Linked DNA regions of Homo sapiens: region 2 is linked to region 1. Evidence: chromatin loops called from intact Hi-C (ENCODE). Cell type or tissue: ascending aorta. All regions are shown on one strand. Each heading gives the region's core, and the rest is flanking DNA. Links, peaks and the distances in the headings are about the cores only.

Region 1 (16,514 bases), core at 4,776-12,775:
CGAACAAAAAAGATGATGGGACCAGATAGGCAATTACTGCTGGAAAATCATGACCTTCCCAACTTCAGTGTTCTCTGCCCCAGAGGCAGGTTTTCATTTTAATGTGAAACTTCAGCTACTGTCTTGGAGGGGGTGGACTTTTCATCTTCCAGATCTGGGGAGGAAGGTTATATTGAGCATTATGGAAGCCGCTTCAGATGCAGATTTTAGGAAGACCCAAGAGAAGAAAATAGGACTCTATGACATCACTTCCATATGGAAGGGAGCTTGGAACAGATTTCCTAGTGCACAGTAGTCTTGAGAGAAGTCACCATGCTGTCTTCCTCGTTCCCACTTGCTCTGCCAGGAGTGATGCCCAAAATACTCCTTCTCGATTGACACTACAAATATATCCCTCTCTCCCAAGAAGCTCATCATGGCTCTGAAGTTCCCAGTTCATGAAAGCCAGGAGTGATGCCCAAAATACTCCTTCTCGATTGACACTACAAATATATCCCTCTCTCCCAAGAAGCTCATCATGGCTCTGAAGTTCCCAGTTCATGAAATTAAAATTTATCACTATAGTTTTCTTCCCCCGCTCTGAGACAGAGTCTTTCTCTGTCACCCAGAGCTGGAGTGCAATGGCACAATCTCAGCTCACTGCAACCTCTGCCTCCCAGGTTCAAGCAATTCTCCTGCCTCAGCCTCCCGAGTAGCTGGGATTACAGGCACATGCCACCATGCCCGGCTAATTTTTGTATTTTTAGTAGAGACGGGGTTTCACCATGTTGGCCAGGCTGGTCTCGAACTCCTGACCTCGTGATCCGCCCGCCTTGGTCTCTCAAAGTGCTAGGATTACAGGCGTGAACCACTGTACCCGGCCTATCCCTGTGGTTTTTAAGGCTGTATCAAATGGCTCCATTTTACCTCTCTGGGCACATTTTACACACAAATGACAAACATAATCATAATCAGCAACATAATAAGAAGTCTGTAATTCTTTGTTATTTTATGTATTTGTTCGTTCAGAAAATATTAAGCACCTACTGTGCGTAGGGCACTGTTTTAGTAGCTGGGAATACAATGGTGGATCTAACTCCAGTCTTCATGGGACTTATAATCCAGAAAAGGATCCCAATAAGAGAAGAATCTCCATCCGGTAGAGTGTTGGGTGGTCCAGATGAGACACACTCAGAGATGGCAGAGATGATGTCTTACAGGGACTGACCATGGGCTTGAGGCCCCAATGAGGAGTCAGCCCAACAGTCTCTGGATCATCCCGCAGACACTCAGGGTCCAGGACACTAGCAAGACCCCAAGTGAGGCCAGGCCAGCAGGTAAACAGGGTCTAGAGCCCATGAAGCATGATGGTGAGAACAGAAAACAGGTGCCTGCCGTGGGCTGACGCCCTGCACCCAAATGTCTGCTGAGGGATGGTGCTGGTCCAGGGCTTCCTGACCAAGGGAGGTCCATACACCTGGGTGGGAAAAAAATATTTATTGCCACTAATCTCTAACCAAAAGTTAGCATTTCTTTCAGTTATAAATGTGCATAATAAACGACTGTTACAGTACTGGGAGGCAATGTTTGACAGATTCAGCAAATAAAAAATACAGGATGCCTAAATAAATTTCAGATAAACAAAATTTTTTAGTATATCTCACGCAATATTTGACACATACTTACACTACAAAAGTTATTCATTGTTTACCTGAAATTTAAATTTAACTGGTGTCCTGTATTGTATCTGGCAACCCTCTGTCCTGGGGACTCTGTCCCCAACAGCAATCAGCTATTTCCATTCACATTATGCTTGTTGCAATTATCCTGACACACATGTGTGCTCACTATTCCAAAATTGCAGCAGCTATGAAACCAGCTTCCAGATTATTTAATGCATTAATGATGCACATATGTTGTCATATAGCAAGTTGGTTTTTTAAAACTTATTTTGCTGTTTCAGTGTCATTGGTTTTCTCTGTCACCTGATATAGTTAATTTCATGCACTTAGAAGCATGAGTGTGAGGAGTCCATGGTCTTCTGCAGACGACCTTGGGGATCCACGGCATGAAGACAGGGAAAGCTCCAGCAGTGCAGTACCCGTCACCCCTTCTCCATGAGCACAGGCCTGACGGCATCCCCCACGTGCCCCCGAGGCCACACTCCCTGTGCAGTATGCTGGCCCTGGGGGAAGGCTGCCGGATCCTGTGCGGGCCCTGAGAGCCCACATGTTGACAGCCCTGATGTCGGCAGTCAAGGTAGCAGGAGCCTCGCAGCCTGTACACGTGGATGACAGTCCTAGCACACCTTCCAGTGGGTCCAGGAGCCCCCACCGCCCCAATCCTTGCAAAACCTTCCCCTCACAGAGCCAAGGTTCGTCTTAAAGGCTGGGCAGGGTGAGGAGACTTGGGGATGAGAGCAAGGAGAAGCAGCCCTACTGAGGAGCAGCCCGAAGAGTTGCTTGGAGGGGACGGGATAAACATTAAATTGTTCCTGCTACCCAGTGGGTGAGAGCAGACGGGCAGGAAGGGCAGATGATTCTAGAGAAAATCCACCACATTTGCTGGTCCCAGTTTTGTCCTCATGGTGCATACCACTGTGTTTATCTCTGTGTATGTCTGGAGCCCTGGGGCAAACCCGTCCCTCCCTCCCTCCCTCCCTCCCTCATCCCTCCTTTCTTCCTTCCCTCCCACACAACTCCACTATGCTAAGCCCCTTCTTGTTACTTTGCTTTGGGTCCAAGCCCAGTGCCTTCTCCTGATGCCAAGATCACATTCTCACCCACTCTGGTTTAGCTCCCCCCACCCCAGCCTGCCCTCCCTTCCTCCCCCACCAATGCCAGCCTCTGCCCCATGTGGCCCCTTCGCAGCGCTTGTTGACACACCTGACACAAAGCTCGTGTCTCCAGTAACGCACCAAACGTACCCAGGACAGGGCCCAAGTGTGAAGCCGTGAGCGCACTGAGGGTGCTGCAGGGGCACCCAGGCCTGGCACAGGCGTGCTTCTCAGTGCACATTTGTTGAATGCGTGAATGAATGGATGAGTGAATTGAATTAAACAGTAGGTGCCACATGAACCCTGATTTAGAAATAACATGGGGCCCACAGGAATTACCTTTAAAGTGTTTATTTTAATTTATCTCCAAAGGCCAGGATTTGAGAAAGACAATCGGTATGTCTATGCACAAATGGAATTCATATTTTTGACTTACATGTGGAAATTCCTGTTTGCAGAACCTTTCCTCCACCAAGATCCTAGAATGTAGTCAGGAAGACTCATGCACCAGCCTGCCTGGGCTCTAGTCCCAGCTGCACCGCTACTGCCATGTGACCTGAGCACGTTAATTACCCTTTCTGGGACTTGATGTTTCCCATCTGCACATTGGGTGAAATTAGAATAAATTTTACAGGCTTTTGTGAGGGCTGAGGCGGTCCATCTGCATAAATCACTTTGATGGATGTCTGCCTCATCATGAGAGACACGTCAGGCAGGCGCTTGGAGGGTGCTGGTTCATTTGGTTTTGAAATGTGTGGGTGTCACATCACATTAGGTGGCCGATCTAATGGCCCTAAGGGAAGGACCTGAATTCCTATCCCAGCCTCCCCACACCGCAGTCAGCTGACTCCAAAGCATAGGGATGCAGGCAGAGATGAAACCGTGTATAAAATACATTTATTTAGATCCAAGAATACGGTTAGCATCCAGCTGCTCCTCCCTCCACCTAACTGTGTAAGAACCAAGCTGCCACACAGAGAAACCTTGGTGCTTCTGCTTCGAGAGAACCAAGTTCATATCATCTCCATCTTAAACACTTTTGTTAAAGCCGCATACCGAGCACACGTATAGCCATGGTGTGTGTGTGTGTGTGTGTGTGTGTGTGTGTGTGTGTGTGTTTGAGGGTGGCATTTGGTAAAGCCCTCTCAGAGGTTACTTACATGCACCTTCAGCCTGTGGGCACTCACTCACCATCACTTTGCTAGACTGTGCTTTACACTGTGCTATGCTTAATAAGAGCACATGGAAACAGCTTTTTAAAAAAGGTGATTATATGTAACTACATATATATGTGCATTTAGGAAAACATGGGACAGTTGTCTTGGAGACAACATCCTCATTTAAAGAGACCACTCTTAGCCCTGGGCTGGGGTCTCTGCATTTGATTCCCACCCCTGGCTGGATTTGGGAATCCCTGTCAGGGCTGGGGGAGGGAACGAGGGAACCACCAGAGGGAGGGGACATGTGATCCTGGTTCCTTGTGCAGGATCCCCAGCAGGGAGGCTGCAGACAGCAGCAGCCGCAGCCCCACGTGGCCAGCCCGCGTGAGAAATCCAGGCTGAAAATAGCCTAGAGCCTCACACTCTACAGCTCAGGGAGGCACGATTTTTCCTGTAGGGTTCAGAGCAGCGTTAGGAGAGCACTGATGAAATTGCGGCACACCAGAAGCATTGGCTTATTCTTATATGTCACTGGAATACACCGCAGGCTTGCTTTTCCTTTAACTCCAGTGCCTTCTGATAAATCTGGAATGTGCATTGAGGAATGCCGGGGCGGGGGGGCATTTCCTGGGTTCGGGGGCTGTGAAGACCTCTCCCCAAGCCCCTGCAGAGACCAGGCTTTGTGTACACAGCCTCTTCCAGCAGGAGGGCTCCCAGTCTCTGAATGTGTCACGTACACTTCCTTTCAAGGGATCACTATGCGGCTGCATGCTTAGGTGTAGCCGAGAATTGAGCTCCTTCTTCACACAGAGGAATATCGTATTACCTTTCTTTTTTCAAAAAACAATGTATATTATCTTCAGCAATAAAACTGCATGGTTTGCTCTCAGGGCATGATTCAAGAACAGACCAAATAAAAGGGGCCTTGGAGGATCTTTAAAAAATTCCAGTTTTAGTGTATAGACCTAATGGAACCTCCTTTTATTGAATCTATTTATAAACGCTCAATCCAATTGCGTGGATTTGGAAAGCTAACATTTTCAACACGAGACAGCTGGTGGAATGTGTGCTCTTAGTTCTAAGAATAGGTAAATCCCAAGGAATATAGCTGTGCTTCCTGTTGTGAGATGGTGCAGATGTTCTAATAGCGAAGATCAAAATGACATTTGCCAGTTATGAAAATCATCCTCAATTAACCGTGAAAAATACTGTCTCGTCTATCAGATAATTTCTCCCTCTCTCTCCTCTCTCATTTCTTGTATGGGATTTTTGAGATGGAAACTCCCCATCTTAGTGGGAAGGGAGGGGATAAGGGGCAGAGAAATAAGAAGCGAGTATAAAGTATACAAGATGCTATCATGAGGCAGTAGTTCCTGCAAAGGAAATACAGTGTGTGTACAGCAGAAGTGTCTGGCTTAGGGTTGGGGAAGGTGTCCCAGTTTATGTCTGCAGAGGCCGGCCGGGTGCCCCAGGGGAGCTGTCCTGCCCAGCGTGGCTCTTCTGATGGCTTCCGAGCCCCTGGCTGTCAGCCCCCAGTTTTCTCTGAGAGAAAGTGGGAGCTAAAAATAGCAGAATGACTTGCACTGGACCTCCACATCCACGTGTTTCCTGCATCTCCGGCCATAACTCAGGACAGAGATTTATGGCCACCTGGGTTCCAACAAGTTACTCAGGGTTTCCCAGTCAGAGCAGACACATTTGCTGTCATGTTGATTTTACAAGGAGATGAACTTTCAGAGGCTCTGAAAGTGAAGGGTGATGAGGCAAGCCCTGCCACCAAGCAGGCTCAGGCTGGAGGCTCTGGAAGCCTCTCTGAGCTCTGTCTCGGAATCGAGTGCTTTGAAAATATTTTGATCTAAAATTGTATTCCCTAAGGTGCTCTTGCCTCTTTTTTTTTTAATTAAAAAATTGTTGTGGTAACTTGCACATACATCAAATGTATCATTTTAACCGCTTTAAAGCATATAGTTGGTTCCGGGGCCTGAAGTACCTTCATGCTGTTGTGCAACCAGCACCACCATCCATCGCAGAGCTTTTTCATCAACCTAAATGGAAACTCTGTGCCCATTAAATACGAACTCCCCTTTCCCCTTCCAGCTCCTGGCCACCCCCATTCTACTTCCTGTCTGCACAAGTTTGACTACTCTAGGCACCACATGTAGGTGGAGTCACATCATCTGTCCTATTTTTTTCGTTTGTTTGAGAAGGGGTTTCACTCTTGTTGCCCAGGCTGGAGTGCAACGGCACGATCTCGGCTCACTGCAGCCTCCACCTCCTGAGTTCAAGTGATTCTCCTGCCTCAGCCTCCCAAGTAGCTGGGATTATAGGCGTCCACCACCACGCCAGCTAATTTTTGTATTTTTAGTAGAGACGGGGTTTCGTCATGTTGGCCAGGCTGGTCTCGAACTCCTGACCTCAGGTGATCCACCAGCCTCAGCCTCCCAAAGTGCTGGGATTACAGGCGTGAGCCACCGTGCCCGGCCCGTCCTTTCGTGACTGCCCTCCTTCACTCAGTTTCCTGTCCTCTAGGTTCATCTGTGTTGTACATGTGTTAGACATTCCCTCCTTTTAAGACGGAATAATATCCCCTTCTATGTAGAGTCCATATTTTTGTTTATTCATTCATCTGTCGGCCGACATGGGCTATGTTTATCTGTTGGCTATTGTGCAGAATGCTGCTATGAATATGGCAGTGTAAATATCTGTGTGAGTCCCTGCTTTGAATTGCTTGGGTAGGTACCTGGAACTGTAACTGCTGGATCAGATGGTCATTCTGCCTTTAATTTTGGGAGGAATTGCCACATTGTTTCCCACAGCAGCTGTGCCATTTTGCATTCCTTCCAGCAGTGCACAGGGCTCTGGAGCTTCCACATCTTCACCAGCTCTTGTCATTTCTTCATTGTTTAAATGATCCAGAAAGCCTTCTTAATGGGGGTGAGGTGCTATCTCACTGTGGTTTTGTCTTTCTCTATTGATTAGTGATGTTGAGTATGCCTTGACTATCCTTGTTATGAGATTTTATATGAATGATTACCAAAACAATGGAAAAAACTCTTGTAGGATATGTTTGGTGGTTGTTTTCGAGGGTAGACCGAGGGTAAGGGAAATCATGGTGCCTGGGAGGGAGAAGGGGTCCTAGGGCAAGACGAGGTGTGCGGAGGGTTACTAGTTTAAGGACTAACCTGTGGTCACTGCTCCTGAGACACTTGTACGGATGTGTGCACGGCCACATCCCAAGCGTAACATCCTGGGGTGGGACGAGGAGAAGGAGGGTCACAGGGGCAAGGGCCAATGAGCAGGGCCAGTGAGCAGCATGCAAAACCATACCCAGGGCCCCTCAGGGGCTCTGAGGGCTGCAGGGTGGGCTGCCACTCCAGTGGTCAGCCGTCAGGATGAACTGGAATCTCATTCCAACGTGGAGGGTGGGTTTTACAGGAGCAGCCCACTCCGGTTGAGCGAGGTAGCTCAGGCAAAACCTGCTGGACTCCCCCTATGCGCTGGGCAGGGGCGGAGGAGGCCCCTGCTACCCACTGTCATGGACACTCCTTGGCAGAAATTTCAAACAAGCGTCGAGGAGAGGTGGGGCTTCCTGGGTGTCGGTCTTATACAACTGCTGCTCCCGTGCAGCAGCCAATGGCTTTCAGCTACATCAGCTGCAAAAGAGGTACATTTCTGTCAGAACTGTCCTCATTCTGCAATTTGCTCTCTTCAGTTTCAAACTACTCTAATGTGTCCTCACATGTGTGGCCACACACATAGGACTTTCACAAGCATGAACTGGACCCGACAGCTGGGGGACGACGTTGCCCTTCCAAGTGACGGAGATGTCACTCTGCAGTGGGCCGGGCTTCCAGAGTAGAGCGTTCTGAAGGACTCACCCTTCGTCACTGTCACCCAGAGAAGGCCTTGCATGCCCTTTCTTGTCTGCTTTGGCTCATTTTTGAGACTGCCATGCCCAGAAGTCCTGAGAACAACAAACTATTTTTTTTTCTTTGCATTTAAAGAAGGGAGGGGATGGCAATGCTTCTCTCTGGGAGTCTTTGGTGAAATCCACAATTTCCACTGGGCTTCTTAGCCCTGTCTTGGCAGCCTGGCTGGGCTGCCTCAGTGCCCCACCTGTCCAGAGCTGTCCTGCGTGTGCAGGTGCCGAGGGAGACAGCTGTGAGTGTGTAGCAGTGATGGGCATTCACCTAGTGGATATTTCCCGGCTCCAGCTGTGCTGTGTTTGGGCCACGGAGTGTGATGGGAGACAAGGAGGTTGCGTGTCCCTGGACAGTTACCGCTGTTACACTGATGAAAAGAACGTGATGGCAAGCCTTGGTGTGTGTCCCCAGCCTGGGACGCTCTCCATCAAAGTGCATGTGGGCATGAGTTGCATGGTGCCCTGACGCCCCTGCAGGGTTGGAGGGCAAAGAAGAAGCTCACCCAGGTCCCCTCAGGCTTGCTGGGTGATGAGGCAGAGCCACCCATGCACCGTGGGGTCAGGGCTCTGGAAGTGTTTTCCAAACAGAATAACCATGGCAGCCTCTTGTACCCCAAAGGCCTGAGAGTGAGTCTTCATCACAGGCCTTGAGCTTGGACAAAGGAGATTCAGGATGAGAAAGACGCTTGGCACTACCTGTCTACACACCTCTGCTGTCTTCCCAGCGTAGGGACTGCTGTTGATAATAAATGACGTCTGGTTAACTCAGACGGCCCAGCTAGTCAGGATCCCCTTCTTTGTTTTATTTAGTGATTGTGTCCCTGGCCAGGCCTCTTTAAAATTCACGGCTTCGGGAATAATAAATAAATAAAAAGAAACTTCACAGCTTCATTCTGAAGGCATAGATGGGTCAGCCCTGGCTGTCCAGAACATTTTTGCATTTCTCTCTGGATTATTTGCTGGACAGCTGGTCTGTCTTACATTATTTATTATTTTTTTGTCATTTAACTTTGAGATGCAAAGTTAACATCTGTAAAACTAAAAAGATAGCCTTTTCTAAAATAATTAAATTATGAGCTAGGAAATACCACTTTCTGCAGTAAAGCACGAATCTGCCTGTGGCATTAGAGAAGGCAGCTGTGCTGAAAGCTGGAAGGGAAATGGGAGGACAGCCCGGGGCCTGGGGCCTCCCCAGTCTCACCTGGGTTGCTGTCGCCCTCCAGCCAGAGAGGCTGGGAAAAGGTGAAAAGCAGACAGGTTTGCAGTTCAGGGAACAACCTGGGCTTTGTGTGCCATTTTAAACAAGAACTGAGGATGCTGAAAATTCCTCATTAGGAAGAAAACCTTAAGAGCCGGCCGAAGTCTGCCCTGGCTGGATGGCTGTGGGTGTGCGCACGCTGCTCGGGGAATTTTGGAAGCCGCGGATGGTCTCCCGGCAAAGTTGGAGGCACATCGTGTACTGGTTGGGCCTGAGCCTGGGCCTGGCTCAGAAGGTGTTGGTTTGTGCCATCCCAAGTCTGAGCCATGTCGTACACTTTCCAGCGAAGGCCTCCAGCTGTGGTTTGATTAATGAGGACCAGAGAACAGCAGTACCATTCTAAGCGTCCTGTAAGCACTCTTGTCACTTCTGTTGTTCCAAAACACTTGCCCCAGGTTAGGTATAAACTAAGGTCAAGTAGTTCGAAAGTATTTTAGTGCTTTTAAATACAAACATGAGAAGGGATTCATTCAGTAAGACACCAGGTTGACGTTGTGTGAGAACAGGCTAGGTTGAGATAAAAAAGGAGTTGCAACAGGAAGATCCTCTGGGTGGGGATCTCAGGGCCCGTGTAACAGCAGCCACACCACTGAGAGGCCCTGGAGATGGCTTCCCTTCTGAGTGAGATGAACCCCAGGGGCTGGGAGGGAGGGAGCAACCAGGCTGTCTTCCCCAGAGCTTGCTCAGACCACCAAAGGCCATCATTTCATTAAAGAAAAACAAGGTCAGGCGGCGCTGGCTTACACCTGTAACCCCAGCACTTTGGGACGCTAAGGCAGGCAGATTGCTTGAGCCTCGGAGTTTGAGACCAGCCTGGCCAACACGGCGAAAGCCCATCTATACAAAAAATACAAAAATTAGCCGGGCATGGTGGCAGGTGCCTATAGTCCCAGCTACTTGGGAGGCTAAGGCAGGAGGACCCTGTGGGCCCGGGAGGTAGAGGCTGCAGTGAGCTGTGATCACACCCCTGCACTCCAGCCTGGGCAACAGAATGAGACCCCGTTGGAAAGGAAAGGGGAAGGGGAGGGGAAAGGGGAGGGAGAGGAGGAGGGGAAAGGAAGGGACCAAAAAGCTGGTGGTGACAAAGTTGATTTTGTGATCCACAAATGTGCCCTCACCCTGAGTGTGGGAAGCTCCCCTGGACATGGGCTCTGCAGCAGTGGCAGGGTGAACACTTATGAAAGTCTTCATGCCTTCGAGGTAACAGGTCCAAACAGGTGCATTTTCAGTAGAGATGCGAGGAAAGCAGGAGGAGGGCAAAGCTGAGTCCCGGCCCCTTACCGAAGGCACAGATACGATGAGGGCAGGTGCCTCCTGGCCAATGAGTCAGGGAGCCGGGACCCTCTCTGTGCTCACTCCTCTCCCAGGTCTCTCTCCCTGCTCCTCTCTGCACTTTGCACCTCTCCCCGCGCCTCCCTGGCCTTGCTTGGCTTGGGCCACTTCCATGTGCAGGGGAGAAGCTCTGCTTGTAGTTACATCCAAGCACTTGCAGCCATGCACACTTACAGCTGGGGCCTGCATTTTCTAGTCACAAATAAGGACATTGCCTATGTCTCTCTAACTCCTACACCCACTTTTTCTCTATCTATTCTATAAATGACTGAAAGACAGTCTGGGTATATTTGTGATTTGTCTATTTCTCCTTTTTGTAAATTTGAGTTTCACGTATTTTAAAGCTCTGGTTATTAGGAGTACATCACTTGGGCGATTCTCATGTCCTGAGAAGGCCTTTTTATCATTTTCAGGTCCCTCTTTATGGCCTGAAGTCTATGTTGTCTGATATTAATATAATTATGTCTCCTTTCTTTTACATATTGTTTATATATTAAATCCTTTTGCATCCTTTTACTTTCAACCCACTATCTTTATACTTCACATGCCTTCTTTTGAAGAATGCATGTCTTGTCATATTAGCCAGAGATTACAGAAAATATTAAATCATAATGGGTTACTGCAAGCAATTGTCCTTTACCTCTGATTATCACAGGAATGCCTTCAGTGTTTCAGGATTACCACTCATTCTTTGATTCTTCAAACATTTTCTCAGCACATTCAAACTGCTAGGTTCTGTGCAAGGTGCCAGGGATCCAAAGTGAAGAGGACATAGTATCTGACCTCCGAGAACTTAGAATTAATTGATTTTGACTTTGAGCTGGGCACACTGTACAATGTCAAATGACTAACCCAGCTATTTTGTTACCAAGCCTCAGGAAGCCAGCCTTCCTACTTATTTTAGATTTGTTATTAGGATTTGGTAACCTATTTCACCTACTGCTTTTTTGAGATAATCATGAAGTTCGCCCCCATATTATGTTCATTTTGACACCAAACTTAGTTGCTTGCCATAGATTGTTATTGTGGATTTCCATAATACTCCCCATCCTAAAGAGCAGCTGTCAATGCCATTTACAACATGTATTTCTCTAAACTGGCTGTGGGATGCATATTCCTGAAGCCAGCGCCAAGGTCATTCCGTTTCCCAAGAGCAAGCATCTACTCTCCAGAGGAGAAAGACATCCTCTGGAAAGAAGGTAGGTTGTCTGTGCAAGGATCATCTGGAAGCTGGGAATCTGGAACTCTCAGATACGCAGGTAAATATGCGTCTAGTCCTTGTACTTGGTGCTCGCAACCATTACCTTAATTCAGGGAGCAGTGTCACCTTCCAAAGGAGATTCTTTTCCTATGCGTTGTTCCAAGAACAGAGGAGGTGGCATCAGGCTGGGCAGGGTTGGGACGGCTGTCACCTTCGGTCCGAAATCACTGGCTGAAGCCCCCACCACCCCTTTGTCTCCCCATTTAACAGGGCATAGAGATTCTTCTGACGTCCACTCATGCAGCAGCTCAGGTGTTCTAAGGGAAGTGGACCTCTCCTCCCAGCTCCAGCTGGGAGTCCCAGTCAGCACGTTCCCCTCCATTTGCCAGTGAATGGTTCTGAGGATGTTGTGCAAGCTATGCAGGGTGAGGCTGAGGAAACCAGGACTCTGTTTGGAATGTGGAGAGAGGGGCCCTCTGTGTCTTCTGAATAGTGATGCATGGATAAGTCCTGGGGGTGACTCCAGCCAAGCATCCCCGTGAACAGAGGCAGACTCAGGACAAAGCTGTCCCTGAAAGCTGGGAGAAAAGCCCAGGTCTGAGTTGCTGAGTCCAGGCACCCTCTCTTGGGACCTACACTGAGCCTGTGCCTGTTTTTCTGCTTGACTGGAATGAGGTGCATTTTCTGTGACTTGCGATGGCCCACACTCATGGCTCATTGCAGAATGAGCCATGCTTTCCTGATACGCCATGCTGAGGAATTTCCTTGTCCTCAGATCCTATGCCCTCTCTGCATTGCTGTCCTCGAAGACAGCATCCAAAGAGGCCCTAGGTCCCTCCCACACAGCAGGGAGTACACCCTTCACAGTCCCGGTGCCGAGCAGAGCCAGCAACTAAGAACTGTTTGACAAAGTAGAAAGAAGGGCTCGGAAGATGACATGCCATATCATTGCCTTGGGTTGTTATCATTTCCTGCCCTTCCTTTTCTAGTTTTAGAGGGACAGAACTAATGGCTCATTACAAAAATGCCTGAAGACCGCTGAGCTCCTTGGCACGTGGTGCTGATGGCCTGGTGCAGGGTGCCATGGTGGCCAGCTGTGCAGCAGCTTTGGTATGTGCCATGCAGCTGTTTTCTTCATAGCCTCTAAAAGGACTTGCCTTACGGAAGTGCCCTGAGATCATACTCTGTGAGGTCAGGTATTAATCATTTCATACACCAGTGGTAACTGGACACACTGTCTTTGCAAAGTGAAAGTTGTTTATTGCTTGTTACGATTTAACAGGCAAAATACGACACCAGGGATGTAATACCTACAAGGCGGTCTTCCTGAAATGCCTGCCCGGAACAGAATGCTGGGATGCACTCAACTGTGAATTTTTCTTGAGGTCTTCCTTTCCTTCATCTGGATGAAGTGGAGCCCAGCCCTCCTGTGTCAGTGAGACTGGAAGCCTCTGGGGGCCATGTGCTCTGCCCTCTGCCATCTCTGCTCATTGTTCCCCCATGTTCACACCTGCCTGCATTAACCATGAGCAGTCACACATTTGTACTCAGTGCGCAGTCACACATGTTGAAGAAAACAAATCGTACTGCTTGTTCTTAAAAATGAGATGAAAAAATAAATCTAAACACACTTTTCAAGTGTTACTCTTCTTTAAACTTTTATATATGTTAAGGCTCTTCTTTTTCTTTTCAATATACTCTACTTAGAATTTTAAAAAATAAACTTTCTTTTTTGGTACCTCTTGTTTCCTGTATTAGCCTGGGAAACATTTAGAAATACATCTCCCTAGAACTCTTCTGTGCAAATAATAAACATAAATAATATTAACATTTATTTATATATATTAAAAAAGGCCATTTCAAGGTTTTCACTGTGACCGCCTTGAAGATGCTCCTATAAGTAGTCTGTGGTCTGGCCCTTGAAGTCCTGATCGGCCTGAGTGGGGCTGGACAGGAAGTCCACGTCCCGCTTGTCCATCTGCAAGCTGCTCCGTCCGGGAGAACTGTAAGACACTCCCCAGCCTGCTGACCAGCGACCAGGAGGAAATCCAGTTGAGTAAGCTGAAGGTAGGCAGGCTGAAGAGGGAAGACAGGGGGGTCACCCTGCCGGTGCTGGCAGCTCTCACCTTGGACTCCTCAGGACACCCTCCTGGACTCCTCAGGACAGCCTCCCCTGGCGCAGAGGACATGGGGGCCGGTGCGCTCAGCCCCTCCAGCAGGGTGTGCTCCCTCACTGGCATGCTCATGTCCACTGTGCTGGGCTCCCCGCTGGCCTCCAGGGAGCAGACCGGCTGCTGTGTGTGCCAAGAAGGCTGGGACAGGGGCACAGAGGTCTTGACTGTCCTCCCTGATGAGTGCTCGGTTCCCGAGTCCTTCGGGAGGCGTCCCTGAGCAAAGGTCTCTTTGGGAGCACTGCATCTCCTGGGGGACTTCCTGGTCAACTGACGTGCCAGCTGAAGTTGTGTGGGGAAAACCCTCCCCTGGAGGGATCTGAAAAACAATCTAGAAAAAGTACATTAAAACAAAAAGTTAGATATTCCTGTCGGTGGTGTCTTTGAGCTTCCAGAGACCCACATAGAGCAGAAGCAATGCCAATGTCGTCTGGGCTCACTCGGGGCTCAGAGGCACTATCCCGCTCCGACACCCACCTGGGCAGCAGTGCAGCGACAGGCGTCATCAGGCAAGTCAAGTAAAACACTGGGTCACCCAGTAAGGCTTGCATAGTCCAGTAAGGGTTGGACGGAGGATAGCACGTGGCACAAGACGCATTGTAAATCAAAGCCACGGTGAAAAACAAAAGGACACTGAAGCCACACGTTATCCAGTTGAGCCAGGTCTGAGGGGGAATGAGAAAGAAAGGGCTTTTATTTCCACCTAAAAGTGACAACAATGACAATAACAAAAACGTGCCAGTCATCAATGAGCAGGTGTGAGGTTCTGAGGCCTTCAGACACACTGCGGTCTATGACGCGGGTAACCGGTGGGGCTCAATGAGGCCTCCAGAACCCATGGACCGCCCTGGGAGATGCACATGAGGTGAGATGGAGTCAGGGGCGAGAGGGCAAGACAGGAGGGAAAGGAGAGAATGTGGTGGTGGAAGCGGGAAAGAGGCGGGAGGGAGATGAGCATGGCCGGGGAAGTGCGAGCATCAGGCTGCAGCGGCTCCCCACACCACAGGGCTCGGGAATGTGTCATTGTCCTTCTCATCACACTGAGGTCAGCTTTGCAGTCTCCTGTCTACTCAAAACGACCTCCCAGACCTCATGAATCTGCAGGGAAGTGTGGGGTCCACGGCATCAGTGCTCTTCTGAGACGTGGCCATGCAGGCGGCTCTTACCCAGGTTTTGGTTTCAATGCCCAGGTGGAGCAGGAAAGTGAGCAGCGCGATTGTCACAATAGGGGTCCCCCAGGTAAACAGGTCCACGTTCGAGTCATAGTAGGCCTGAAAGACAGTGGGGTCCTGGATCTGTAGGTCCCCGGATCCAGCTGGTAAGAAAAACTGCACCCAGGGGCCAACTTACCAGGTAAGGAATGGAAAAGCAAACCAGGCTCTGGAAGGCGGCGTCGGCCATGTTAAACCAGAACGTTCGTGGCCGGTATTCCTGGGACACAAAAACAATCAGTGATGTTACAGTGAAGCATTGGCATCCTCTGTGAAAGCAGTTAGAATAAAAATGGAGTCACTTGTGTTAAAAACAACAACAATAACAACAAAAACCCACCCTGAGGAGTAGAGCTGGGAAAGGCCATGAAGGGAGGGTTCTCATGCATAAATACCTGATAACAAAAATGATCATATCCACAGAAAAATATATCTATAAGGACATGTGCCCAGCAACTGTCTGTCCAACCTCAAACAGGCACCATCTTTGTCGTTTATCCTTGTAGTCAAGGAAAGAGCATCTCAAAACGATCATGAAATTTTTTCCTTTAAATACATTTGTCTTCCTTTACCTCGCTAAATATGCACATAGCTTACTACAGCACACACATTCCCATTGCAGTGCCCTATTCCCGAATAAACACCATTCTCTTTTAGAGAGCCTCTCTCTGTTTGCTATTTAGGTTGACACCTCGAATGACATTTCCTAGGATGCTACACGTAAGTTAATGCACAAGGCAAGCACCCAAGGAAAACTCACTCTCTCAGGACTTTTGGAGACGCGAGGCCCCAGAGGCCCGATGAAAAGCACTACCAAACACCTACAAAACTATCTGCAGCTGCGTCACTCACTGGGAACACCTGCACCAAAAAGACGAGCTTCAGTAGCTCCAGGTTCACAGTAAAAAGATGAAACTGGCTGGGTGCGGTGGCTCACGCCTGTAATCCCAGCACTTTGGGATGCCCAGGTGGGCGGATCATGAGGTCAGGAGATCGAGACCATCCTGGTTAACATGGTGAAACCCCGTCTCTACTAAACATATAGAAAAATTAGCCAGGCATGGTGGTGGGCGCCTGTAGTCCCAGCTACTCAGGAGGCTGAGGCAGGAGAATGGCGTGAACCCGGGAGGCGGAGCTTGCAGTGAGCCGAGATCACACCACTGCCCTCCAGCCTGGGTGACAGAGCGAGACCTTGTCTTAAAAAAAAAAAAAAAAAAAAAAAGATGAAACTGCTTTCTGCATCTTCCCAGGGAACATGTCTCTCAAGTAGGAAGTAGGAATAGCACCTGAAATTCCGGGCATTCTCCCCCAGTTTGAGCCCTTCTATTCCTTCCACTTTGACCAGTTTTTGCCTCTCTTGGTGGTGGGTCCCTTAGAATGTTTCTTAAGAGCGAGTCTTCACTTTTAAAATTACACGATGGATGTGTCCCAATGTTAAAAGCAAACAGCTATATACCCATGGGCAGAAATGAAAATAACCTTGATATAGATGAATAGAGTCTCT
Region 2 (16,514 bases), core at 5,128-13,127, 110 kb before region 1:
GCACTGGCCGTGTCCCTATTGTCCTGGCTGTGTACAACCTCTACCAAGGGGTTACCCCGTCTAGATCATCTCCTTGGTCCTTATCAGCAATTTGGGCTTCCCTTTCTTCCTGTGTCCTCTCTCTGTGAGATGGTAAGTGTGGTAAAACAAACAAGCAAGCAAACAAAACCACCGTCCTGCTTGAAAAGCAATTTAAAGGCAGAGGGATTTTAGAATAGCGCACCTTCCACCTAGTCATCCCTGGATCCCGTTTCCTTACATCCTTTCAGATCCCCTTCCACCTGGAAGTGTGCGCCTCCAAAAGCAGTGGCAGGTTCTGCTTCACACCCCAAGAATGACGCCTGGCATACACTGATCCTGCTGCCTTAGGAGGAGATACTCAAGCGCTGGAAGTCTGCCCTGCCTGCAGAAAAGGCTCCGTTCAGCAGCTGCATACTGCATTTTCCATGTGTATGTGACTTTAACACAGGGGAGAGAGAGGGCTACTGTCTTGCCACCCAGATGTGTATTATAGATGTACACGGGACTAGTATCCATGTGTACAGCATCCTGTATGGTGTGTATGCAACATGCATACCATATATAGGTAATGTGTTGAGATCTGGGCAGACTTCCGATAGCGTTTGCATGAGTAAGGAAACCTGCCTGTCTCTTGGTCCTTTTAATGGTGACCTGACCTGAATAGCTGTTTACATTTTTTTATTTAAAAAAAAATCTCCAAAGCAATGGTCTCCACGTGCCAGTCCCTGAACAATGAAGTTTTCAACAGCTTCCATAAAAACAAATAAAGCAGGACAATGTACAGTTAGCCCTCCATATCCATGGGTTCTGCATTCCTGGATTCAACTAACTGCAGAGCAAAAAACAAAAAAATTTTAATGCATCTGTACTGAACAAGTGCAGAGGTTTTTGGTTACTATTCCCTAAACAAAACAGTATGACAACTATCAACATTGCATTTTCATTGTATTTGGTATTGTAAGTAATCTAGAAATGGGAAGATGTGTGAAGGTTATCTGCAAATACAACACCATTTTATATCAGAGACTTTAGCATCCATGGATTCTGGGATCCAGGGGGGTTCCTGGAACTAGTCTCCCATGGATACCAAGGGACGACTGTACTGTTTTCAGAAAATAAACTATAATCAACCTGAGATTATGTCCTTCTTACTTTTTCTGAAGTTAAAACATTTTTTCTTAATCAAATGATTGTGACAATAAATTATTTTAAAACATTAGGTAATTACTGGCAAAATAAAAAGACCCTCCCCCCACTTTTAATTTAGTGCTTTGTAAATTAAAAAAATCTGGTAACTGGCCAAGCGCCGTGCCGTAGCTCTTAGCTGTAATCCCAGCACTTTGGGAGGCCGAGGTGGGCAGATCACGAGGTCAGGAGTTTGAGACCAGCCTGACCAACATGGTGAAACCCTGTCTTTACTAAAAGTACAAAAATTAGCCGGGCATGGTGGTACGCACCTGTAATCCCAACTAGTCAGGAGGCTGAGGCAGGAGAATCACTTGAATCTGAGAGGCAAAGGTTGCAGTGAGCCAAGATTGTGCCACTGAACTCCAGCCTGGGCAACAGAGCAAGACTCTGTCTAAAAAAAAAAAAAATCTGGAAACCACCAATCTGTTGGGTAAAATTCCATGTTGGGTGATGTATTTGGGTTCTGTATTATATAGTTATTGAAGGAGAGAAGGAAGGAACAAAGGAAGGAAGGAAAAAAGGAAGGAAGGAACAAAAGGAGAAGGGAAAATTCAAGTACACCTGCATGGAAAAAAGTTACCTTAGGTAATATTCAAAGATCGATGACAACTATGGAAATTATTTACAATTTATAGCACAAATATTTCTTAATATCAGTAAGGACTATAAGCCAATAGAAAACTGATTAACACCTACAAATAGTGTTAAAAGAAAAAGAAATACTTTTTTACCCAAAATAACTACAAGATAGCAGTTTTCACTGCTAGATTTGCCGTCATTCAGAGTTTGATTATTCACCGTGCTGAGGATGTTGTGTTGTGGGAAACCTACATGCTCATAGGAGTGTAAATTGCTATAACTGTATGGAGAGAAATTTAGCGACGTTTTCATAGGGTGATTCCACTTTGAGGATTTAATCCTGCACATGTATTTGCACATGTGTAAAATGACGTATGTACAATGTTAGTCTTTGAAGCATTTCTGCAGTAGCAAGAAATTAGGAATATCATCTAAATTCCCATCCACTGGGGTCTAAGCAGACATGGAACACCCATAGAATGGAAGACTGTGCATGTCTGTATGTATATATGTACGTATTTGTTTTTTGAGGCAGAATCTTTCTCTGTCACCCAGGCGGGAGTGCAGTGGTGCGATCTGGGCTCACTGTGACCTCTGCTTCCCAGGTTCAAGCGATTCTCCTGCTTCAGCCTCCTGAGTAGCTGGGATTACAGGCATGGGCCACCACACTGGGCTAATTTTTGTATTTTTAGTAGAGACGGGGTTTCGCCATGTTGGCCAGGCTGGTCTCAAACTCCTGACCTTAGGTGATCTGCCCACCTCGCTTTGCAAAGTGCTGGGATTACAGGCGTGAGCCACCGTGCCTGGCTGACTGTGCATGTATTTAAAAGGATGAAGTAGTCTGTATGAACTGATAGGACATTATCACTGAGATCTGGTGAAGTGGAAAAAGTATAGCCAAGTACATGTGCACAGTAGACCACCATGTGAGTAGAACAAACAAACAAAAAATGACTGTAAAACCCTGTTGATCCATAGCTATCTCTGGTGATACAAGTACACAAGAAACTGGTTGTATTAGTTTGCTAGGGCTGTCGTTAACATAGTACCACAACCGGGTGGTTTAAACAACAGAAATATATTGTCCGGAGTCTGGAAGTCCAAGATCAAGGTGTCAGCAGGGTTGATTCCTTCTGAGGCCTCTCTTCTTAGCCTGTAGAAGGCCGTCCTCTCTGTCTTCCTATAATCTTCCTTCTGTGTGTGTCTGTGTGTCTCCTTGTCCAAATTTTCCCTTTGTATAAGAACCCAATCTAGTTTATAAGAAATTAAACTAAGGCCCTCCCTAAGACCTCATTTTAACTTGATTACCTCTGTAATGACACTGTCTCCAAATAAGGTCACCTTCAGATACTAGGGGTTGGGACTTCCACATATCTTTTTTGGGAAGATCCCAATTCAGCCTACAACACTGATTAGCAGTAACGGCCACAGAAGGAGGAGAATTGATGGCCAAAGCTGCGAGGGAAACTTGTTGAACAATTTTGACCTTTCTGCATATACAGCCTAATTAAAAATTAAAACAAGTTTAAAACTGCAGAAGAAAAGAATGAGGGTGGAGAAATGGCCAAATAACTTCACAAAAGGAAAGTGTTGTAGGTACTTGAGGTCAAAACAGCAGTGGAGCAGTGGAAGGGCATGGTTCAAGAGGTGAGGATTTAGGATGGGAAGGAGAGCAGGGTCGGTGAAGGAAAAAGAAAAGGTGTGAGTAGGGGCTTTGGGATACAAGATGTCAGAGCACCTAGCACTCACCAGTCTCTCAGGGACACTTGGTGACACTGGGGAGCCCGGTCCAGCATGAGTGTGGAATCTGTGTTCACCCCCAGCAGCCTGCCCCCTGGTCACCCCAACCACTGAGGCTTTTTTGGACATGGCGTGATGACCTGATTTGGCGTTTTGTTGTCATTTGGGGTAAATGTCAGAAGGTGTGGAGGGCACTGTGATGTGGACCCTGATGTGCTGCGCTTGCTGCTCCCACACACTACACTACTGCTGACGTATAACAAAAATGTGAATGGGCGATGAATGCCAAGAAGTAGGGGAAAATTACATAACAAAGACACCTCTTTGAATCCTTTGAATCTGAGCACTTTTTGGTAACCCTGTCCTTCAATAGGCATTATAGTATTTTTGTGGTTTGCTCTGCAGTTGAAAGGGAAGAAAAGACCCTTGGATGTTGCTGTCCCTTGCTTGGGATTCTGCAGATATTGTACTACTGTTTTGTTGCACAATGTACCTCCTGGTGTCAGACAAGGAAACCCTTATCTCTTCTGCGAGTGGAGACAGATGGTTCTTCCCAGAAGTCAATGGTCAGTTCTTCCTTATGGAAGGACAAGGAAAATTCATGTCCTTTGGCCAACTGATGGCTCCATTAACAACCTTCAAAGCCTCTGCAAAAACCGTAGTCTCAACCAGGATGTTGATTTACTGGTCATGGCAAGAGTGAAAAGAAAAATCCTGGGATCTGTGGTCTGAAATATTTTTAGATGGTCTAAAAGGGCAAGACTTTAGAACTCAGTTTCAGTTCAACTAAAAAAACATCCTTTGACTGCCTGCTGCCTACTAGATTCTGAAATAAGTGTTGATGAAACAGCAAGGAATATGACATGTGGAGTTTTATCCTTCAGGAACTTTTAATCCAGTGGAGAAGAGATGTAAACAGGTGTCGTGAGTTTAAATCCAGCACACAACTCTACTTTTGTAAAACTCCGTTTCCACTTCAAGTCCCCCTCCCTGCTTTTGAGGCCTCACATGGCGCAAGGTCTCCCTGCACAGGTGGTTAGACATCCACCTGGGGCTGTACTAAGACACTCCCATTCCCTGAGGCCCTGTCAGTGGCTCTTCTGGCCCCTTCTGATCATCCCTGATATTCCAGCCCTCTTGGGGTGACACATCTCTCTGGGACATAGACAACCTTTTCTCCTGGGCACTGCAGACACTGGGTGTTCCAGCCATAGAGGATCACTTCCTACGTGGTCGTTCCTGCCTCTCTCCAGGAAGGTGTGATGATGGCCTCTGTCTGAAGTCCTTTTCTCCACCACAGTCGTTCCCACACAGAAGACGGCCTTGGCTGTGCAAAGCCATCCCCTCCAGCTCTCCACCGTCAGGGCTGCTCCCTCCTCTCCCACAGGGCTGTCTTGAGCCCCAGTAGTCCCCTAGTGGCCCCACACACTAGAGGCTTTCCTTAAGGAGCAGCGGCATGGGCTGGCTTCCCTCTGGCAGCTCCATGGCACTTTCTCTCTTGCCTGTCACCTCGTCTTTGCCACCTTAGCATAGTCACCGGCTTCCCTGTAGCTCTGAAGGCTCACAAACTCTTCCTAGTGTCTGCAGAAGTTCCTGCGAGTTCTCTTCAGTGGTTTTCTACGGAGAAATAAGCAGTCTTAAGACAAAACAAAAAGAAGAACGCTTGTCAGTCCCTCAACGCCGAGGGCCGTCTTAGCCATGTGAGCTCTTTGGGGCCTGGCTTTTCCCTTTTTAGCCTGGCCATGAACTCCTGGAACAAGATAAGTCCGCTTATGCCGTGCTCCGTTGCATACTTCCTGCCTGTGGTGACAGTCATGACATTTTATTAAGTAAGAAGACCAGGGAAGACCTGCTGAGGAACAGGCTTTGGGTCTGAGATCGAAAGGTTGCCTAGTACTGAGAACCTTGCAAATGGAGCAACAGAGTGTTCTGTGCAAAGTGGCATGCGGTGCAGAGGAAGCGTTACTACCTGATGTTGTTTCATATCGTTATTTACTAAACAGTTAATTGTCTTTCTTGCTCACAGTGGATTCCACAGCACCTACATTAGTGCCCAGCACAGCAAACATGTGTCAATAAATATGCACTGGAAGGTTATTCATTGCCCAAATCAAATTGGTGGGCACCTTCTCGGCCGATCATCACTGTCTCAGTGATGTCTAAACCACATTTAGATACCAGTTGTCCTAGAGAGACGCAGCACTTTTGGCCGTGCTTCTCTTTCCTCACTCTTGGCCCTTTCCTCACTCTGGGCACCCTGCAGCTGACAGCCCACTTGGCTCCAGGAGCTTGGAGAGAGGCGTGCTGACCTCTGCTCAACAAGGGCTTGTCAAGAGCTTTGTGAAATCCCTGCTTGGACAAGTAGCCCGGAATTCTTATCAGGAAAGGAGGTTGTGGAAGTGGGTGTCATGCTGTCACTATCTCTGATGTTGATATAGGAGTTAAGAAGAAATTATTTAGGTGGATAGTGAGGTAAAGTCGTCCTTGGTAAGGTTTTCCTTTTAATGAAAAGCCGCCCCAAAATAATTTCTTTTCTATCAAACAGCAGCCTCTAAAATCACTTTGCAAACATAGGCAAGCTGGAAGCTTGTGGGGGGGAACGCTGGGAGCTGCACCAATAGGAAAAGGCTAGGTGGGGAAGACATGTTCTGTGTGGCTGCTCCGTCTTCTCCTTTCCTTGTCAATCACATACACAGTAGGGAGCAGGCAACATGGCACTGGCCCAGTACAGACCACATTTGCATAATACACCATTCGGGTAGGGCTGCCAGCCTCTTGCATGCTTTGTAAATGTTGTGTCTGGAATTTGGTTCTTTCCGGTGGGTTCTTGGTCGGGCTGACTTCAAGAATGAAGCCGCAGACCCTTGGGGTGAGTGTTACAGTTCTTAAAGATGGTGTATCCAGTTTGTTCCTTCATATGTTCCGATGAGTCTGGAGTTTCTTCCTTCTGGTGGGTTCGTCCTCTTGCTGGTCTCCAGGAGAGTCTTCACTTCTGACTCTAAAAGTGAAGCCGCAGACCTTCGCAGGGTGCATTACAGCTCTTAAAGGTGTCACGTATAGAGTCGTTTGATCCTCCCCATGGGTTCGTGGTCAGGCTGGCTTCAACAGTGAAGTTTGTGGTCTCCATGGCTTTAGGAGTGAAGCTGCAGACCTTTGTGGTGAGTGTTACAGCTCATAAAGGTAGTGCAGACCCAAACAGTGAACAGCAATAAGATTTATTGCAAAAACCTGAATGATAAACTTTCCACAGTGTCGCACAGGACCCAGCAGATTGCCACTGCTGGCTTGGGTGGCCTGCTTTTATTCCCTTATTTGGCCCCACCCACATCCTGCTGATTGGTCCGTTTTACAGAGAGCTGATTGGTCCATTTTACAGAGTGCTGAGTGGTCCGTTTTACAGAGTGCTGATTGGTCCGTTTTTATAGAGTGCTGATTGGTGCGTTTGCAAACCTTTAGCTAGACACAGAGCACTGATTGGTGCATTTACAATTCTTTAGCTAGACAGAAAAGTTCTCCAAGTCCCCACCCGACCCAGAAGCCCAGCGGGCTTCACCTCTCAATGTCACAACGGGTCCAACCAATCTTTGGGTCATGTGTAAATCAAACACCACCTCTCAAGCCTGTCTATAAAATGTGGTGCATTCTGCCATATGCTGGAAGTCCCATTGAGGCGCCCCTCTCACTTGCAAGAGAGAGAGCTATTCTCCTTCTCTTTCTCTTTCTTTTGCCTATGAAAGTTCCACTCTTAATCCCATTCCACGTGTGTCCGTGTCCTTGATTTCCTTGGCATGAGGCACCAAACCTTGGGTATTTACCCCAGACAACAATGCCGCTTCAGTGTTATGCTCCTGGTTTGGAAATTAATCACTTTGTGTGTGTGTGTGTGTGTGTGTGTGTGTGTGTGTGTGTAGAAGCAGGTTAATTTTTAAAGACCTTTATTTTCCTGGCTTCATTTTATTTTTAAGAAGAGAATTAGGAATCTTTTCTAGTTAAAAAACATCTGCCCTTGCCATTCTGTATACTTATGGCCAGATCCCGGATGCTGCTTTATCAGTTTGTGTTCTCTGCCTCGTTGTTTTAGGCTTGCATTTTCCTTATTTCACTAAGGGTCAAGACTATCGCAATAAGGGAGAGAGACAGAACTCAACTCCAAGTACAGCAATGACATCTGGGGATTTGTAGCCAACGGGCAAGGAGACAGGATCAATGGATGAAAAATTACTAAGAGGAATTTGATGAGTTGTCAAAGGTGGGGATTGAAACTGGGCTTAGCAGGCCAAGGACAAGGCTTAGTTAAGAAGAGGGTTCCAGGAGCCTGGCTAGGAGGGAGTCCTTATCAAAATTCAGTGACAAAAGAAGCTTGGTATGCTAGAGAACAGTTCATGTGGCATTTAACTCAGGAACTCTGACATGAACTAGACTATTGTGATCAGGGGAGGAGGCATAAGAAAGGGGCTGCACAGATGTCCTTGAAATGTAGGGTCAGGGGAGTCAGGAAGGCCAGAGAGAGACATCACCTGCTGGAGCCCTTGACCGTCCCTGCAGGGGCGAGAACTGTAGCCTGAAGAGGCAAAAGACAGATGGGTGGACTGTGTTTTAACATGGAAATGGCTCCTTTTGATCTGGCTGGGCTACCAACGTGTAACAATGGAAAGGAACAACAAGGCATCAGGCATGAATGTGATTGGTGAGCCCAAGGCCGACCCACAGAAGCCCTGTGGGCAGTGCCCTGTGTGTTTTTGAGAGCTGTGTCAGCTCCGTGGAGGAAGCAGGAGCTTGCAGGCTCATCCCCAATCTGTGTCTTGGAGGATGAGGGCATCCAACCTGCCTCCTGCATGGGCGAGTGCCAGGGCATAGCCTGCTTGAGGGCAGGTGAGGTCGTCGGGATGAGAGAGTCATTTTTATGGCCCTAAATTCCACGACTAAATGTATTCTCATTATACATTTATGCTTTTTAGAGAGCACGTCACAGAATTGAGCTCATTTTAAGCAAGGTTTCCACATGTTTACATATATTTCTGAAGCTAGATGGAAAGAAAAGACATATGGGGGAATTCCAAAAGTGGCTTCTGCATGCTGCCCATTGAACGTTTGCTCAGGAACACTGCACTGATAGTATCGTGGGTGGAGCCAACAGTTATCCCAGGAGAAGGCAGAGCCTGGCGACCCTGACCCTGGGACCCTGGCACAGGCCTGAACACTGGCACCCATGTATGGAAGGTGGAAAATGCTTCCAGGTGCCTTTTGAGTTCCAGATGCCATTGAAGACAGCAGAGAGGCTCAACCCAGCCAGTAGACCTTCTACCTTCATTGCAAGGATGCTTTTTAAATCTTTACTTAGAAAGTTCAGTTCCTTGGCTCGCACAAAGGACAATGTGAAGAACAATTGAACTGCTGAGAACATCCAGATTCGACAACATTCGGAGAGACAGTCAGTGACTGATGAGAGGAACCAGCTTATATTTCTGAAGCTTGGAGGCCTGCTGCCAGGACTCTTATTTAAAACATGCCTCAGAATAGGCCACTGTGGGCGCCAGCAAGACTAGCCTCAGAATACTTTGGAATAACCCCATGCTTTCGTGGCCAAAGCTGTATATTTTTGGATGCCAGGTTTCTATTTGAAACTTGTCACTGTGACCTGCAGACTGTGCTGGTTTGTAGCTGCTGCCAATCGCACAGTCGGTGAGTTTTTCTCCCTGAGTGAGGATCCAGAAATGCATGCCCAGCTGAGCTCCCAGCATATTGATAATCTCCTCACCCCTTGAATGAAAATGATAACAATTGCTTCAGTTAAAATGTCAGATGCTTTTGGTTAAAAATAACCACAGAAATCCTAATTTTAGCTACCTCAACCACAAAGGGGAGTGTTGGCCTGAATCACAGTCTGGAAGGAAGATCCAGTGATAGGTGTTGGGGCACAGGAAATGATTCCCCAAAATATGGCGCTTTGGCATGCGGAGTGCTTTGACAATTGAAAGGCCTCCAAAATAAGCCTTAGGGTCAAGGTTTCTCTCTGACTTTTTCCCCACCTCTTTGTCTCCCTGATACTCTTTCCTGAAGCACCAAGAGGGACTCTTCTCTAGAATTTCCTTATCTAAGAAAGCTTAAATGCAATTGTCTTAAGACTCCCTCCTTAGGAATCTCATTAAAGAAGCAGGACGATCAAGCACAGAAGAGAAAAGACTCAGAGTCCTCACTGTGCCCAGACGGACTTTTCATCTATTCTTCTAAGAGCAGCTCCAAGAGATTACCTGGGGGGCTTTACCTGCAGAATAAGACAACCTTTGTTCCTGTGCAGCTCTGACCCCACTTTCCCAGAGCATCTGCCTCCTGCCTTTGGGGTCCATTCATCTTCCCTAATGATTTCCTGCCCATCAAAAGATCATCTACATTTCCCATCACCTCCACCCCTAGGAAAGGGTAAATGAGCTTCTGTAGGGCACCGAGTAAGTGGGTGATCACTCTGTGATTGTCCCCTGTGCACATTAATACATTTGTTTGTCTTTTTTCTCTGTTAATCTGCCTTTCGTCAGTTGATTTTCAGCAAGCCTTCAGAGGGCCAAAGGGAAGTTTCTCCTTCACTCCTACATAGGCATTCCTAGCACTTTGCAAAATCTCCTTCCCAGACGTGAGACCCCTTGGAGTTAAGCATATTTCAGGACCAACAATAAAAATGATGTGTGTTACTTTGGGGGAGCATTAAGAACCAGGGTGTAAGTCTCCACCTTTCTCCCCATGGCAGGTCATCGTGGAGTCACACATTGATATGAAGGTGCACAGGACAGCCTGGAATGCACTGCCACCCATCAGGGAGCACAGCCCTGGAGCCCACGCAGGCCCACAGCTGGCCATGAGTGAGAAACTAACTTTTGCGAGTTGATGCTGAGGTCATGGTTTGAGATCACCCCATCTTCTTGCTCATCCTGACTGGTAGAGTCTTCAGGGTGGGTTTCATCCAATGACTCAACAATGACCCCGTGGACTGGCTCTTTCTGTCCCTCTGCCCTCTGAACCACGGCAAAATGGCTTCTGTAGTTCCAGAGACTTAAAGTCTGGAGCTACACTACCCAGAAGGTGCCTACAGCCCCGCTTCCATCACACTGGCCAAAATCAGGCTATAGGCCCATTTCCGAAGCAAGTTTTTCATCCAGGGAATGCCATAGACTTGGGTAAAGGGCCAGCCACTGGGGTAAGATCAGGCTGTGGGATCGCATAAATCCTATTAGATGAATCAAAGCCAGCTCCTGTAGGGGGGCATGAGGCTATTGTACCCTGAGGCACATAGAATAGGGGAGGGGTTAGGGAGAAGAGAATGAGGTGTGGGTCGGAGATTAGGAGGCAGGGAAGCAAAGTCATGTGCAGGGTGAACATGAGCCTGTCAAGATCCACCCCAAGGCCTTCCTAACTTTCCTGCAGCATGGCACACATTTCATTTTTCTCAAGATCAATGGGGCAGTGAACTTCTGAGTTCACAGTGAAGAATGAACCTGTAAAAAACAAAATAAGCCAGGCACAGGAAGACAAATACAGCATGATCTCACTTATATATATGTAATCTGAAAATGTTGAACTCGTAGATATGGTGAATAAAATCGTGGCTAGCAGGGGCTGGGGCATGGGGGAAGGGGAATGGGTAGAGGTTGTTTAAAGGGTACAAAGTTTCAGTTACATAGGAAGAATAAGCTTCTGAGATCTATTGCACAGCATGGTGAATATAGTTAATGTATTGTATATTTCAAAACCGCTAAAAGTAAATACCAAATGCCTCACCACAGAAAATGATAAGTGATGTGGTGGACAGGTTAATTAGCTTGATTTAATCATGCCACTCCAAACTTCACATTATACTTCACAAATATATACAATTATTATTTGTCAATTATGCAATTTAGATTTTTTAAAAAAGAAATTGTAAAAACAAGTTTTACAAAAGGCTCTTCTAAGTCCATTAAGAAAATGAAGGCCAAGTATGGTGGCTTAATGCCTATAATCCCAACACTTTGGGAGGCCAGTGTGGGAGGATTGCTTGAAGCCAAGAGGTTGAGGCCAGCCTGAACAACAAAGTGAGTCCCCATCTCTACAGAAAATAAAAAAAAATTAGCCAGGTGTGGTGGCATGCACCTGTAGTCCCTGCTACTTGGAAGGCTGAGGTGGGAGGCTGAGGTGGGAAGATGGCTTGAGTTCAGGAGTTTGAAGCTGCAGTGAGCTAATATCGTGCTACTGCACTCCAAGCTGGGAGACAGAGCAAGACCTCAGAAAAACAAGATCATGAAAACATTCTCTCTTATCTCCTTCCAGAATTGTTTTAGCTTTCACATTTAGGTATATGACCCAACTTAAACTAATTTTCATTTTTAGGGTAAGATATGGGTAAGGTGTTTTCTTTTTTCCATACAGGTATCCAGTTGCTCTGTTTATTATCCAGACCATCTGTTTCCATCTGAATAGCAGCAGCACCTTCGTGGTAAACCACATGTGGGTCTATTTCTGGATCCTCTGTTCTATTCCACTGTTCTCTTTGTCCATCCTTCCTCTAATACCAGTCTATCTGAACTACTGTAGCTTCAAAAGAATTCTTGAAATCCTTGAACTTTGCTCTTCTTCATTAAGTATTCTGTTTCTTTCAGGTCCTTTGTCTTTTCATATATATTTTAAAATCAGCTTCTCAATTTCATCTCTTTAAAAAAACTGTTTAGCTATATCTGAATTCATCAAAAGATACGGGAGGAATTGACATCTAAACAATACGAACTTTTCAACCTCTAAACATGGAACATCTTTTCATTTATTTTGGTCTTCTTTCATTTCTTTCAGTAAGGTTTTCTAGCATATTAATCAGAATTCTCCAGAGAAACAGAAACAACAGGATGTGTATATACAGTGAGATTTATTTTTAAGGAATTGGCCTACAAGACTGTGGAAGCTTGTAAGTCCAAAATCTGCAGGGTAGATTGGCAGGCTAGAGACGCGGGGGAGAATGTCAGTCCAAGTTGCAAAGGCAGTCAGCTGGCAGAGTTCCTTCTTGCTCAGGAGAGGCCAGTCATTGTTCTATTGAGCGCCTTCAGCCGACAGGATGAGGCCCACTCACATTATGGGGGGTAATCTGCTTTACTCCCAGTCTATCAGTTTTGGTTAATCTCAACAAAAACCACCTTCACAGAAACATCCAGAATAATGCTTGACCAAATAACTGGACACTGTGACCCAGCCAAGTTGACTATAAAATTAGCCAGTGCAAGTCCACCCCTTGTCATCTGGGCAGCTATACACATCTCCTTAAACCATACTTAATTTCCAAACAAAGATGATAACAAGGCCATCTTTCACCTATCATAATTGTCCTGCATACAACCAAAAATGCACTAACTCCCTCCCCAAAAGAGTATGCAACGTCCTCAGGTGATGCTTATGCCTCTCGATAGCCTGCAACTTAAATACTATGATGTAAAGTTAACAATACAGTCATGTACCATATAATGACCTTATGGTCAAGAACAAAACTTATATACAACAATGGTCCCATAAGATTATAATACTGTATTTTTACTCTACCTTTTCTATATTTAGATATGTTTAGATATACACATACTGACAAGTGTGTTACAACTGCCTACGGCATTCAGCATAGTAACATGCTATACAGGTTTGTAGCCTAGGAGCAGTAGGCTGTACCATATAGCCTAGGTGTGTAGTAGGTGTACCATCCAAGTTTGTGTGAGTACACTCTACAATGTTTGCATAACAATGAAATCACCTAATGATGCATTTTTCAGAACATATCCCTGTCATTAAGCAACACATGACTATACTTAAATACTATGATAAAAAGTCAATAAGAGGATAAGAGAGGGAAGAAATGAGATATTTTCTAAATATACACACACATAAACAAACATATTCATAACAAAATAAGGATGAAATATTCATAACAATTAAAAATCCTGGTTTCTGGAACTGGTCACATGATCATAGCTGGTGCTTACAGCTACCTTCTTCTACTGCCATTCTGTATCCCCTTTACCCTCAGCTGGTTGTGTTTTTATACAGGGTAGAGTGATCCAAATCTTAATTCCCGAAGTGTCTGAGCCATTAGTAGTCCTGCCTGGATTGGGTTGGTGTAGTTTTCCATTGACTTTAACCACAGGGCATGGTAACACTAAGAGACGTCCTAAAGGAGTTTCTGTATTCTAGACATACTCTTTCTTACCTCCATTGTGGAGTAGTACTCCAATTTCTGCTTGGTAGTGAGAATCAACCACCCCAATCACCACAGTAACTCCCTTATTTGCCTACTCATTCAGAGACCTGAGGACTCTAAAGTGGCGGGGCAGCCGTCTTCTAGTTCATTGGAATCATTTTTGTGTCTCTTAGTGGAAGCCTTTTTTCCCTTTGGAACTAAGACCTTTATGCCAACAGAGTAGAAGTTCACAGGAACAGGAGGCAAAAATTTTGCTGGGGAGTGAATAGGAGTAATAGGGAATAGTACAACTCCCATTTCTACCTACCCCCTGATTCCTACCCATGAACCTGTCATAGAAACAGCACCATATATTAAATACTGATTCGGATCATATACAGCCTCCTGGAGAACCTTATCCTAGCCCTGCAAGGTATTGCCAGAAGCAATGCTGGGTGGAATACCATGATGGTGGATAAGGCATCCTATAAGTCCATGGATGGTAGTTTTGGCAGAAGCATTGTGTGCAGAGAAGGCAGATCCATTTCCAGGGTAAGAACCTATTCCAGTGAGAACAAAACACTGCCCTTTCCATGATGGACGTTGCCCAAGTGTAATCAATCTACCACCAGGCAGGCTGGCTGATCGATCTCCCTGGGGAATGATGTGATTCTGTGGACTCAGTGTTAGTTTCTGCTGCTGGTAAATTGGGCACTTAGCAGATGCTGTAGCCAGGTCACCTTTGGTGAATGGAAGTCCATGTGACTGAGCCCATGCATAGCCTCCATTCCTGCCACCATGGCTACTTTGTTCATGAGCCCACTGGGCAATGGCTGTGATGGGTGGGGAAAGAGGCTGACTGCTTTTGTTTTGTCTGTTTATTTTATTAGTTATTGAGAGAGGTAAGTTAATATATCAACTATGATGTGGATTCATCTCTCTCTTTAGTTTCTGTAAACTTTTGTTTCATATATTTAAAAATTATAATATTAGGTGCATACAAAGTTAAAGTTGTTATGACTTCCTTTTGAATTTACCTACTTACCACTACGAAATGTTACAATCTATCTCTCAGAATATCTTTAACTTTGAAGTCTATTTATATTTTAATTATTAATGTCACCATGACAGATTTCTTTTGATATGTGTTTGCATGTTTTTTCATCTCTTTACTTCATCCTATCTATAAATGTATATTTGAAATATGTTCATTGCCAATAACATATAGCTTGGGCTTTTAAAAATAGCTGACTCACTTTGTATTTTAATTGGTGTATTTAGTCCATTTATGTTTAATAATAATATATAACTGATCTGGTTTGTTTGTTTATCATTTTGCTATTTGTTTTCTATTTGTCCTGAAATTTATTTTCTTTTTTCTCTGTTCCTGCCTTCCATTATATTAATCAGGTATTTAAAAAATATTCTGTTTTATCTTATCCATTAGGATTTTGTTATACTTATAACAAAATGTTATAGTATACTTTATCTTATAATGCACTTCTATCTTATCTATTAGTATGTTATTTTTTTGCTATAAAAGATTAGTATCAATCTTTTCATCATTACACTAGAAATTTCAGAATGCAATCTTACCTTATTATGGTCTGCCTTAAATTAGTATTTTAACACTTCCCCAATGGTCTGATAACCATGCAACAATTTAACTCCATTTACCATCCCTTCCTTTTTTGCTTTTGTTGTCATGTATTTTATTCTACATAAATTATCAACTTCATGAAACATGTTTATAGCTTTTTTTAAACAATAGATTTTACAATTTATACATGTATTTACTCTTTCCAGTGCTGTTCACTTCTTGAACGTCTATCTCTCTGTAAAGATGTAGATGCTTGAAACAGTGGGATCCCTCCATGACAATAAGGAGAGAGATGTGGCCAGTATGTGGCACACCGAAAGATCCTGAGAAATTATGGACTTGCAGAACCAGCCCTGGGACTGCCAGCATCCAGGCTTGTCATTGAGTAAATCTGTCTACTCCTTTATGTTACCAGTCACTAAAATACCTAAGCTAATGCTCCAACACTACCATTCTCGCAGTTATAACCAGTCTCAAAATATGGGTCATTTAGATTCTTCTATTTCTCTCTCTCCCCCCACCCATCACCAATTATTGATGCTAAGGGTTTTGCCTCTACCCTGCCTCCCACAGCAGTCCTTTATTTCCATAGTTACACCAGACTAGAGTCTGGACCCAAGTACCTCTTTTCTGACACTTTCAACAGCCTCCTCGCTCTTTTCAGATTTCTCCATGAAATCCATTCTACATTCTAAGATGAATATCTCTTTAAATATGGCATTCATCTTCAAACCAGCAGTTCTAACTTTTTGGTCTTAGGAACCTTTCACATTTCTAAACTTATTGAGAATGACACGAGCTTTTTTTGGTGAGTTATACCTTTTGATAGTTATCGTATCTACAAATTAAAACAGAAAAATGTTTGAAGTATACTTACTAAGTCATTTAAAAATACCGAGAGTAAACCCATTAAAGGTTAAAATAAATAACACTTGTTATGAAAAATAACTATAACACAAATAGTGAAGAGTGACATTACATTTTTCAAATTTCTGTAATGTCTAGCTTAGAAGACAAAAGAGTTCTCATATCTATTTGACTTGAGATATTCATGCTGCTGAAATATTTTGTTTTAGTTGAAGTTGATGACTAAAATCCAGTTGCATATAGTATTTGAGGGAAGGGAGTATTTTAATACATTTTTATGGTAATTATAGATATGCTACTTTGATACTACCCTCGAACTCAACAATTGGTAGCTTCTTAAAA

Evidence for each region. A loop is a pair of places that touch in the nucleus more often than their neighbours do. Peaks named below come from ENCODE experiments on the same cell type or tissue, not always from the same donor. Only the 100,000 strongest peaks of a DNase experiment are listed, where the experiment ranks them.
Region 2: it touches region 1 in a loop (2.1-fold over the local background); 15 of 110 quality-filtered maps call a loop at or near these places.

What each region holds. Positions count from the first base shown.
Region 1 is chr15:25,665,845-25,682,358 of GRCh38, forward strand. It overlaps ATP10A (ATPase phospholipid transporting 10A (putative)), which reads right to left. Exons shown (of 21, transcript NM_024490.4): 18 at 15,150-15,230; 19 at 14,966-15,070; 20 at 14,277-14,464; 21 at 12,868-14,130. The coding sequence ends at 13,497. Among named protein-coding and RNA genes, the nearest start is that of LINC02250, 95 kb to the left of the region's middle. RefSeq lists enhancers at 6,863-7,571, 7,572-8,279. In ascending aorta, for the core only: no CTCF peak of the experiment used is centred there; DNase peaks (open chromatin) are centred at 5,537, 9,297 and 12,240; H3K4me3 peaks cover 1,047 bases; H3K27ac peaks cover 7,821 bases.
Region 2 is chr15:25,559,877-25,576,390 of GRCh38, forward strand. The region is part of intron 1 of LINC02250 (long intergenic non-protein coding RNA 2250); the gene reads right to left. LOC107984789 (a long non-coding RNA gene) reads left to right here. Exons shown (of 2, transcript XR_001751756.1): 2 at 270-1,156. Among named protein-coding and RNA genes, the nearest start is that of LINC02250, 11 kb to the right of the region's middle. RefSeq lists an enhancer at 3,571-4,135. In ascending aorta, for the core only: no CTCF peak of the experiment used is centred there; DNase peaks (open chromatin) are centred at 9,135 and 12,506; H3K27ac peaks cover 6,402 bases.